Linked DNA regions of Mus musculus: region 2 is linked to region 1. A link is a loop called in an ENCODE intact Hi-C map of the cell type or tissue named here. Cell type or tissue: gastrocnemius. All regions are shown on one strand.

Evidence for each region. Hi-C counts contacts between places; a loop is a spot of excess contacts. Peaks named below come from ENCODE experiments on the same cell type or tissue, not always from the same donor. Only the 100,000 strongest peaks of a DNase experiment are listed, where the experiment ranks them.
Region 2: a loop joins it to region 1, with 2.9 times the contacts of the local background. A loop is called at or near these places in 14 of 42 quality-filtered maps.

What each region holds. Positions count from the first base shown.
Region 1 is chr2:11,328,774-11,333,773 of GRCm38, forward strand. No RefSeq gene overlaps it. Among named protein-coding and RNA genes, the nearest start is that of Gm13293, 8.2 kb to the right of the region's middle. In gastrocnemius, a CTCF peak has its summit at 2,897 (motif pointing right); DNase peaks (open chromatin) are centred at 997, 2,921 and 4,728.
Region 2 is chr2:11,685,378-11,690,377 of GRCm38, forward strand. It overlaps Il2ra (interleukin 2 receptor, alpha chain), which reads left to right. Exons shown (of 8, transcript NM_008367.3): 8 at 4,381-5,000. The coding sequence ends at 4,405. All of the region lies in intron 1 of Gm39760 (a long non-coding RNA gene), which reads right to left. Among named protein-coding and RNA genes, the nearest start is that of Gm39759, 5.7 kb to the right of the region's middle. In gastrocnemius, a CTCF peak has its summit at 2,301 (motif pointing left); no DNase peak of the experiment used is centred here; H3K27ac peaks cover 264 bases.

The sequences.
Region 1 (5,000 bases):
CTGTCGAGTATCGTATGCATGTGCGCTCCTCTTTCCTGACTATTGCTCTTATTTAATTCCATTAGAAGATTTTCACCTGTAATTATGTGTGGCAATCAAAAGGGTAGAAATCAATATTATAAAGGAATATTCTTTGAAAATAACCCAGATATGTCCAGTGCATCTTACTCCCACCACAGCGCCCAGACCACTCTGTGCTTACCTTCCAACTTCCTGGGAAATTTGTCAATGGGTTTATTCCTATTGGTAAAAGTAGACCTGAAAATTGTCTCTCAGTCATCAGAATCTATGGACACTTAAAAAAAAACTGGTCCACCCCCTGCCCTTCTTGGCTTTGTAGCCTGGTGTCTTTTGCTTTCTCTTAAATGCCCTTTTGTGTCACAGACCTGGCCACAGAGATTTAGCTGTTTACAGGGACCTCTGATTATAAATCCTCATCCTATGCATTCCTGTTGGCCTAGTGACTCTACTTATGAAAAACAGTAATTGTGTATGAGAAGTAAGTATGGCTGAGGCCAATAATTATTCATGCTTGTTTTTATTTAATGTGCGAGGATTCGGGGTGGCTATACAATCCAGATGTGTGAGCTTGCTTTGTAACCCAAGGTGATCTGAAAATGTCAATCTTCCTGCCCCAGCCTCCAGAGTGCTAAAATTACAGGTCCACACCACCAAGCCAACTCATCCCTCCTTTTCTTAATGAAATGAGAAATTATTGGTCCCCAGCTATGTTCCAAATATAGGGAAGAGAAAAGTCAATTGGCAGCATTAAGGCCCTTAGCTGTTTCCTCCCTAGTGGGAGAGATAAACACTTTCACTCACGTTTGTGAGTGAGGTATGCCTAGATTAGAACTGTCTGCAAGAGTGTGACAGACATGCTAGGTCCTCCGAGATACCATCACAGTACACAGAGTTGTTTCTGTGGTTATCAGTAATCTCATGTGATATCTAACAAGGTCAGCAGCAACCTGGAAACGAGCCAGACTCATGAACCAGAACAGCCAGGATAAAGCCCTGGACTCTGAGTTGGGCTGGACAGTTATCAGAGCATCAGATTAAAAGGAGCCACGTGGGCCTTTACGTGAGAACATTCAGAGCCCTTCCCTCTGCCTCTGGTTCTAAACAGGAGTCTACCTACACTGAGCCTGCCTTGGTTTTGACTAGGATGCTCCTGACAAATCCTTTCGGACTCTCTCTCCCCCCACCTCTGAGTGTAGACCATCTGTAGAGTGCTAGAAGTTGGATGTTGCGGCACAGATGGAAACAATCTCTCCAGTTGTGCGAGCAAGTGATGGGAGACACTGTCCAGTCTGTGAATACAAAGGGGGGAGGGGGGAGAAGAAAGGAGGGGGAGGGAGAGAGGGAGGAAGTAGTCAGAACTCAGTACGGAGACACTGCATTAAAAGCCACTGATTTCCTGGTTTGACATCTCGGGATCACAGTTTTGCCTTGTACCAAAGAGCCAGCAAGAGCAAGAGCATCTCCCGCTACTCTTCTGCAGAATTTTAAGTCTTCTTTGCTTCTTTCGATGCAGAAGAGAAGTCAGAACATCCTAGCTGAGGGAATATTGTCGCAAACTTTTATCTCCACATTCTCAGTCCTGCAGTCAGGGTTTCACACACATTAGGTGCAAGGGAAGTGTTGGGGATTTGATTTCTGCTTACATAGGAATTTGCACGTCCACTGCTGGTCCCTGCCAAGGTTGGTTTGTTGACTGGTCAATAAAGAGCCAGCAGACAATGGCTAGGCAGGGGGATAGAGGCGGGACTCTGAGGATTCCCAGAGAGGAACACAGGACAGAGAGAAGGAGAATCCCCAGGGCAGAAGGAAGGAAGAGGGTACAAACATGAGAGCCTTGAGAGCCACGGAAGACAGAGAAGCAGCCATGTAAGAACCACGGGAAAGCAGTCCCGGGCCACTCCCCATTTGGATCTGGGGTAGCAGAGATGCAGGATAGATTTTAGAAAGTAATAACTCAAGAATATCTGAAGTGAGTGTGTTAGCCACAGGGAGGTTCAGGAGTGGCCCAGCCATTGGGCTACTTAAGGCATATTTAAAATATCGCAGCGTGTTTGTTGTCTTTCATTCGTGAATACAGAGCACTCTGGCTGGTCCAGGGGAGCCTCGAGTACCCACCTGGGAGCATGGAGCGGTTTTAATACGAACTGCTACAAGAAGGAAGGAAGAGAAGCAGAAGAGGGGAAGAGGGAGGGAGGGAGGGAGGGAGGGAGGGAGGGAGGGAGGGAGGGAGGGAGGGAAATATATATATATTTCTCTTCTGTATATATACACTGACTGGGTTCATCACTTGAGTCAATGCTAAGATAGACCTGAGAAGAGCATCCCAAGGAAGGAAGGGTTGTTGTGGCTCACAGTTCCAAGGATGCAGTCCACAGTGGGAAAGGACAGCAGCTGTGTGGGGCAGCGGGTCACACATTCTGCATTCAGGAAGCAGAGTGGTGCCTGAGGCTGCTCAGCTCTATTTCTCCTCTGTTCAGTCAGAGACTCCAACCCAGACCATTCAGGGTGGGTTCTACTTCAATTAATATAATCTAGATAGTACTTTACAGACAAACCCAGGTATCTGTTTCCAGAATGATCCTAAATCCCATCAGGTTGAAAATAAAGATTAGCCTTCACACACACACACACACACACACACACACACACACACACGATACACATCACACTACCCACCATACACATCTCACACATACACACATATACCATACACATCACACACACCACACCATACATATCACACACATGCACACACACCATACACATTACACCATATACACCACACACATACCATATACATCACACATACCACACATATACACATACATGCACACACACCATACACATCACACACACTCACGCACATAACTTGAGGCTAGATCACCACTAGAGGGCAGCAGAGGAACGTGACAGAAGATGCTACTGCCGTCGAAAACGTTTTGTGAACCAAAATGAACTGGATTCTCCTGCTTCCTTCCTTCCTTCACCGTGAGCATCCTTCAAGGGAAGCTTGAGGGCAATCTACAAGAGTAATCCCAGCACTCAGGAGGCAGAGGCAGGCGGATTTCTGAGTTCGAGGCCAGCCTGGTTTACAAAGTGAGTTCCAGGACAGCCAGGACTATACAGAGAAACCCTGTCTCAAAAAAAAAAAAGAGAGAGAGAGTAATAGAAAGATGTCTAGCCAAAGGATGGTACGATGCAAGGACAAAATGTCACAATAGAGCCCATTATTACTGTGTACAATTAATAAATACTAGTGAATGGGGTGTATTGTAGGAAATAAAGGGGAAAACCTGCTTGTCATAAAGTGATTCAGAGCCCTGACAGCGAGCCTCTCAGGTCATGTGATCAAGGACTCTCAGTAGACAGGTCTTTGTGGAGCTCTTTGCCCTCCTGAGCTCAGTCTCTTCATCAATGAAAGGATCGTATTGATTGTATTCACTGGGTAAACACTCAGGTCACACAAACAGACCAGTGCAAACCTCCCTGAAACCAGCAAAGAACACTACAGATGACAGTGCAAATACTGTTGCTGACAGAGAGTTTGGGGTCATGGTCTGCTCAGTTCTCTTACAATTCCCCAGGAAGAGCCACAGATAGTAGGTTCTAGAAAGGAGAGAGCTGATGAGCAATGCTTTCAGCACCTAAGAAGATGTTCGCCAACCAGGAGATAGTTGTTGCTGAGTTTCTTAAATGCTCCCGTGCAGAAGACCCATAAACTTACCAACTGAAGTGAGCTTCACTCTTGTCATTTACCAAGTGAGGAGTGGCATTGTCCATGGGTATCTGAGACATGGTCAGTCTCCTGATATGGTACTCACCCTCCCATGTTGTAATGCAAGCTGTCTACTCTCCTATGTCACTTCCTCTTCCTGACACTTGCAAGAGAAGGGGTGGGGGCTGGCTGTTATTTTTCACTACCAGTAATTCCTCTGCAGCCACCTGCTGTGTCGCAAGGTTTCTAGAATCAACCAACACACCATGACGTCTTCCCCCTAAGATCAGGGAGTGAAGAAGACAGAGAGTAGACTGTAGCTAACTGCGTAGGGCACTAAAAGGGGGTCATGTTGTAAATTAAGGAAAGCCAGGGCAGAAGGATTTGGGTGTTTTGGTGAGAAAATTTAGGAAGAGAGTTATGAGGGACATCTCCATGTGGTCACTAACTCAGCTCAGATCTAATGCAGCGATCCAACCCCGGTTCCTTCTGCTGGCCTAATAACTTCAACGCTGCTTTTTCTCTCCAGTCTCATGTGCACCTCACGAGATGTGCGCTCAAATTTGTTTCCACATACTAGCGGCAGAAAAAAGAACACAAAACTCTAGCACTTACTTCTCCCTCCATCTCTACTCGGTATGGTCCCCTCTGTGTCAGACATTTTTCACAGTGACAATTTGATTGGACCTAGAGTTTTTAAGTTCAGATGCAGGTACCCTAAATTCAGTTGCCTCCGTGGCTGGAATGACCACATCCCCGCTCTACCTAGAACACTCTTTGCTCATGAGTTTGGGGAAGTAACCAAACCAGCCCACCAGACCATGCTAAACAAACAACCCAAGGGAAGGGCCAGGCTTCCTGGAAGGCTAAAGGGCTTGCACTGATGCCCGCCTTTAATCGCGTTTGAGCCATTTAAACCACATGATGGCAAGCTTCCGCTGCCCCTCCCCTACAGCCCAGCCTCCCGCTTTTTCTCTTGCTGTGCTTCCTCATCTCATGACGCTGGCAAACCTTCAGGCTGCTTATTCAACCTGTCGCAAGACACTCTCTGTGCCAAAGAAAAAGAAAGAGAATGAAGGGGCCCTGTGCTGGCTCCAGGGCACTGGCTGCCAGGCTAGCCCAGGATGATGCAGCCCAAGGCCCCATCAATAGCTGGAGGCAAGCAACACAAACGAGCCTTCTGATTCAAAGTCTGCACCTAAGGAAAAAAAAAAAAAGAAGGAGCTAATTCTTAATGTCATGATCCTGTGCATCCATAGCCGAA
Region 2 (5,000 bases), 360 kb after region 1:
ATATTTTCAAGCCATGATTAAGTAAAGAGTTTTGTGTGAGACAGAAACCAGAAATCAGAAATCTAGGTGAACATACAAATTGCACGTGCATGTGTGCACACACAGACACACACACAGACACACACACAGACACACACACACAGACATACACAGACACACATAGACACAGACATACACAGACACACAAACACACAGACACACAGACACACACACACACACTGGGGGGTTGGAGGAGGACTGTGTATCATGGTACATTCCATTGATCTCAGCACACAAGAGTTGGAGACAGGAAGATCATGAGTTTGAGTTTGAAAGCAGTCGGGCTGTATAGAAATTCGAATGCCAGCCTCATAGTGAGAGCTGTCTCAAAGTAAATGAGTAAATAAGATGCCAAGGGATGTAGTTCATTTGGTAGAGTGAGAGCTGAGCATGCCCACGAAGCCCGGACTTGATCTCAGCACCATAAGAAACCAGGTATAGCGGCATAAGCCTCTAATACCAGCGCTCAGGAGGTAGAAGCAGGGAAATCCAAAGTTCAAGGTCACCCTGGGCTACATGAGATCTTATATTAAAAAACTAAACACATTATTTTTTAAAGATTTATTTATTTATTTATTTTATGTGAGTGCACTATAGCTGTCTTCAGACACACCAGAAGCGGGAGTTGGATCCCATTTCAGATGGTTGTGAGCCACCATGTGGTTGCTGGGAATTGAACTCAGGAATTCTGGAAGAGCAGTCAGTGCTCTTAACCACTGAGCCATCTCTCCAGCCCCAATACATTATTTAAAGAAGAAGAAGAATTAGAAGAAGAAGGAGAAGGAGGAGGAGGAGGAGAAGAAGAAGAAGAAGAAGAAGAAGAAGAAGAAGAAGAAGAAGAAGAAGGAGGAGGAGGAGGAGGAGGAGGAGGAGGAGGAGGAGGAGGAGGAGGAGGAGGAGGAGGAGAAGGAGAAGGAGAAGGAGAAGGAAGGAGAAAAGGAGAAGAAGAAGAAGAAGAAGAAGAAGAAGAAGAAGAAGAAGAAGAAGAAGAAGAAGAAGAAGAAGAAGAAGAAGAAGAAGAAGAAGAAAGAGTTAAGAGTATAAAACCATCTTGAGAAAAGCCAGATACATCCTCATTAGAGTCAGCTGTGTGAGATGTTCTGTCCCTGTCTTTGTTTCATTTCCTGTGGGTGATATAAAATACCCCAACCAAAGCAGCTTAAGAGAGAAGGGGCTTCTCTGACTTACAGGTCCAGGATGCAGTCCACCCTTGTGTGGCAGCTAAGGTGGCCGAAACCCGAAGCCTTTACTCATATCACACCCTCCATCAAAAGCAGGGATCAATGAATTTGCATGCACACTTATCCCAGCTCACTTCCTCTTTCTATACAGTCTAGGACCCAAATCCATTTAGACTGGGTTTTCCCACATCGATTACAGTAATAAAAACAATCCCCTGCAGGCATGCTCACAGATGACCTAATCTAGGTAATCCACCATTGAGATTCCCTTCCGGTAACTTTAGGTTCTGTTAAATTGGCAATTAACACTAAATCATCACACGCCTGACGTCAAGGGTGTGCCCCTCCTGCCCGAGCAGGTTCTGGCCAGCCCTGATACTTTAAATCTTTAATAACAGAGTCATAGGTATGTGGGTGAGAATCCAGTTTCTTCCATTCTTTTGTTGTTCATCTGGCCTCCTTCTCATTTTCCTCAAGTGGAGCAAGAAGCAGAAGGCATTGAGGTCCACATGAGGGTACCCCGATAGTTGCTGTGCTAAGAGTTACTCATGGCCCTGACACTCTACCCATTTCCTTAAGATGTTCTTTTAGAGTTCTGGGAGATAAAACGTGATGTAATATGCCTTGACAGTCTAGGCCCCTCAGTCCTTGTGAGACCTTCTTCCTGCTCAGGACGAGCATCTACCTGGCATGGCATTTTCGTTTGGTGAAGACACCAGACTCAGAACCAGAGGACAGGGCTCTTCATGAGCAACAATAGCTTAGAGTTTACAATGTGAAGCAAGGAGCTGTCTAAGACTGTGAGATTCCCCTAGACCTCCCAGTAGCGGGGCCATTAGGGAGACTGAAATAGAATCTCAATATGACCCCTTTGGTCAAAGAATTTGTCCAAGAAAACAAAACAAAACACTTCTGAAATCCCAGCCACAAGGAGTCCAGCATAACAAGGTCCTGTTGCAGACACATAGGTGCCTGTGCTCACGTTTGTACATATATATATATTTACATGTGTGTATATATGTGTGTATATATATGAAAAAAGTTTACTTTCTAGAAGCTAATTTCATCTAATGCTGCCCTCTTGTGGCCAATTGGAAATCTTACCTCTGAATTCTGAAAATTTCAGTCTTTGCCACTTTGGAACACTTACCAGGAGCTAGGAGGGCACTGGCTGGCTCACATTAGTTACGTTTTTAGGAATTTCATGGGTTTTGTTTTGTTTCGTTTCTTTTCTTTGTTTGTTTGTTTGTTTGTTTGTTTGTTTGTTTGTTTGTTTGTTTTGAGACAGGGTTTCTTTGTGTAGCCCTGGCTGTCCTGGAACTCACTTTGTAGACCAGGCTGGCCTCGAACTCAGAAATCCACCTCCCTCTGCCTCCCGAGTGCTGGAATTAAAGGCGTGCACCACCATGCCCGGCCTCATTTTTTGTTTTAAATGTTCGCCCTGGGAATTTAATCCAAGGCCTTGAGCATGCTAGACACATGTTCTATTCAGCTATGATCCAGCCCTTTGAACTGTTTTGTTAATACTTTTCTCTCTTTTTCTGTTTCGTAATGTTGATTTTTGGGTGGGATTGGAGCACGAGCATCCGGAAGTTAGAGGACAAGTTTTGAGAGTTGGTTTTCTCCTTCATTCACTAGGATTGGTGCCAAACTCCCTTACTCCCTGAGACATCTTTCTCCCCCAGTCGGATTGTTAGGTTTTGTGTGTTTGATTTGGTTTAGAGCAGTAGTCCTTAGCCTTCCTAATTCTGTGACCCTTTAATATAGTTCTGTATGTTTAATGGCTAATCTTACTCCAACTCAGCAGTTATTAGTCCACAGGACTAAATGAGGAAAAATCCACAACTGCCAAGTGTCAGACATTGCACCGCAGGCCACAGACATGCACAACCCAGCCCTGCTCGTAGGAACTAGTAGACTGGAAGAAAAAAAAAACTTGAAATATTTTTGTGGTGCTGAGGATACAGGTCAATAGTAGAATGTTTTCTCAGCCCTGGGTTCAATCCTTAGTATAGAAGAAAAAGAAGAAAGGGAGATATGGGTGGAAGGAAATACGGAGGGAGGAAGGGAATGAGGGAGGGAGGGAGGGAGGGACATTTGTTGAAAGTCTAAGATGGAGATATGTAAGCAGAAGGACATTTAATCTACATGGGAATCAAAAGACAGCTGACTGAGCTGGTATACTCTGAAGTGTCAGATAAAACGAGCCAGGAAACATCTCCTGGAAGAGGAAGCTGGGGCACCTATGGAATTGTGAATCTGTGTGGTGATGTCTGAGAGAAGGTTGAGTTGTAGGACATAAAATGAATGGGCACCATGGCCACAATGATACCACACTGCCCAGACAGTCAGAAATACTGTCATGGAAGATGAGGCCGCATTGAGGAGCTGGGCCAAGATGCTGATGGTGGTGGCACCTCAGATCACCTCACCTAGGAGAGAAACCGTTATCTTGGCCTTCTGGGTGATCTGCTGCGTAGAGGCTTACCGTGGGCAATGTGTTGACAATATGATTGCATTATGGTGGAATAAATCCACATAGAAGTTGGTGACTGTGCTTTTGTGGGTCTGTGGATCTGAGTGAATGGAGGAAACAAACCAAGGGGTATAGAAAAGAATTGAGCAAATTAGTATGACTGGTAAGCTGGATAAAAAGATGGAGTATGGAAGAAGGATGAGTCAGAGAGGGGCCGTGGGTTTCTCAGACAGGGAGCCTCTGTAGCCACTACATCCTACAGTGAAATGCAAATTGGGGGTCTCAAGCAATGCATCCCTTAGAGGTTAGCCACAAGCATAGCCCAGTAGGACATCTTGCTCAGACCCACTCAGCTCTATAACCGGCCTAGAGTTAGTTGTGTTGTGAGATGACCTTCTGTTTGTTTGTTTGTTTGTTTGTTTCTCAAAACACTGGGTTGAATTGCCAGTGCACAGAGCAGAGACTGAGTGCACAGCCAGTGTTGGGCCCCTGGGTGGTTGCTGGAGCTTGAGGCTGTTTTTCGTCAGGTGGGAGGGTAACAAGATTCTGAAGTAGAACTCCAAGTTAGACTCTCAGCTAGGGGGCTCAAGGGGACTGTTCAGATGGAATGGGTTTGGGTGGAGACCATGTTGTTCTCAGTATACAATGGCATGCATGGCTGTGACAGGGTTATTCTTCTTCCAGGAGGAAGAGCAGAAGAACCATCTAGCAAGCTAGAAAAGTCAGAGCCCAGGCAAGCGGATGGGAATCACAAAGCTCAAGCCAAATCTGAGACGCCAAGCATTCACCTAACGGCTGTTTCCTTCTGATCCCTGGGTTTCTAGAACATTCTGAAGTCACAGGACATAACAGCAACTCTATCACTAAACTGGACTTTGCCATTGAAGAATAGGATCTAACCACTTCAGCACAGCAGTTCTAAAGCTTTAATGGGAGAGAGGGCCCAACAGTGCTCTGTGTGTTTTGTTTTTGTGTATATCTGTTGATGGGAGCTGAGATGGTGTGGTCACTTTTCATGTAACATATAGTATAGAAAAAGTAGCTTTAGGTTGACTTCATTGTTACAACCCAGTTTGGAAAGCCCAAGTAAAACTCAGCACTAATGTAAATAATTCCTCCTCCTCCTCCTCTCTCTTTTCATCCTCCGCTCCATCTTCCTCTTCTTCCTCCTCCTTTTCCACCTCCTCTGTCCCTACCCACCCCCACCCATCCACTTTCCTTCTTCCTTTCTGCTCTCACAAGCTCATCCTAGCTACACGTGCATGGCTGGCTCCTTTTTCAACCTCTGTTTGCCTAACTGGCTC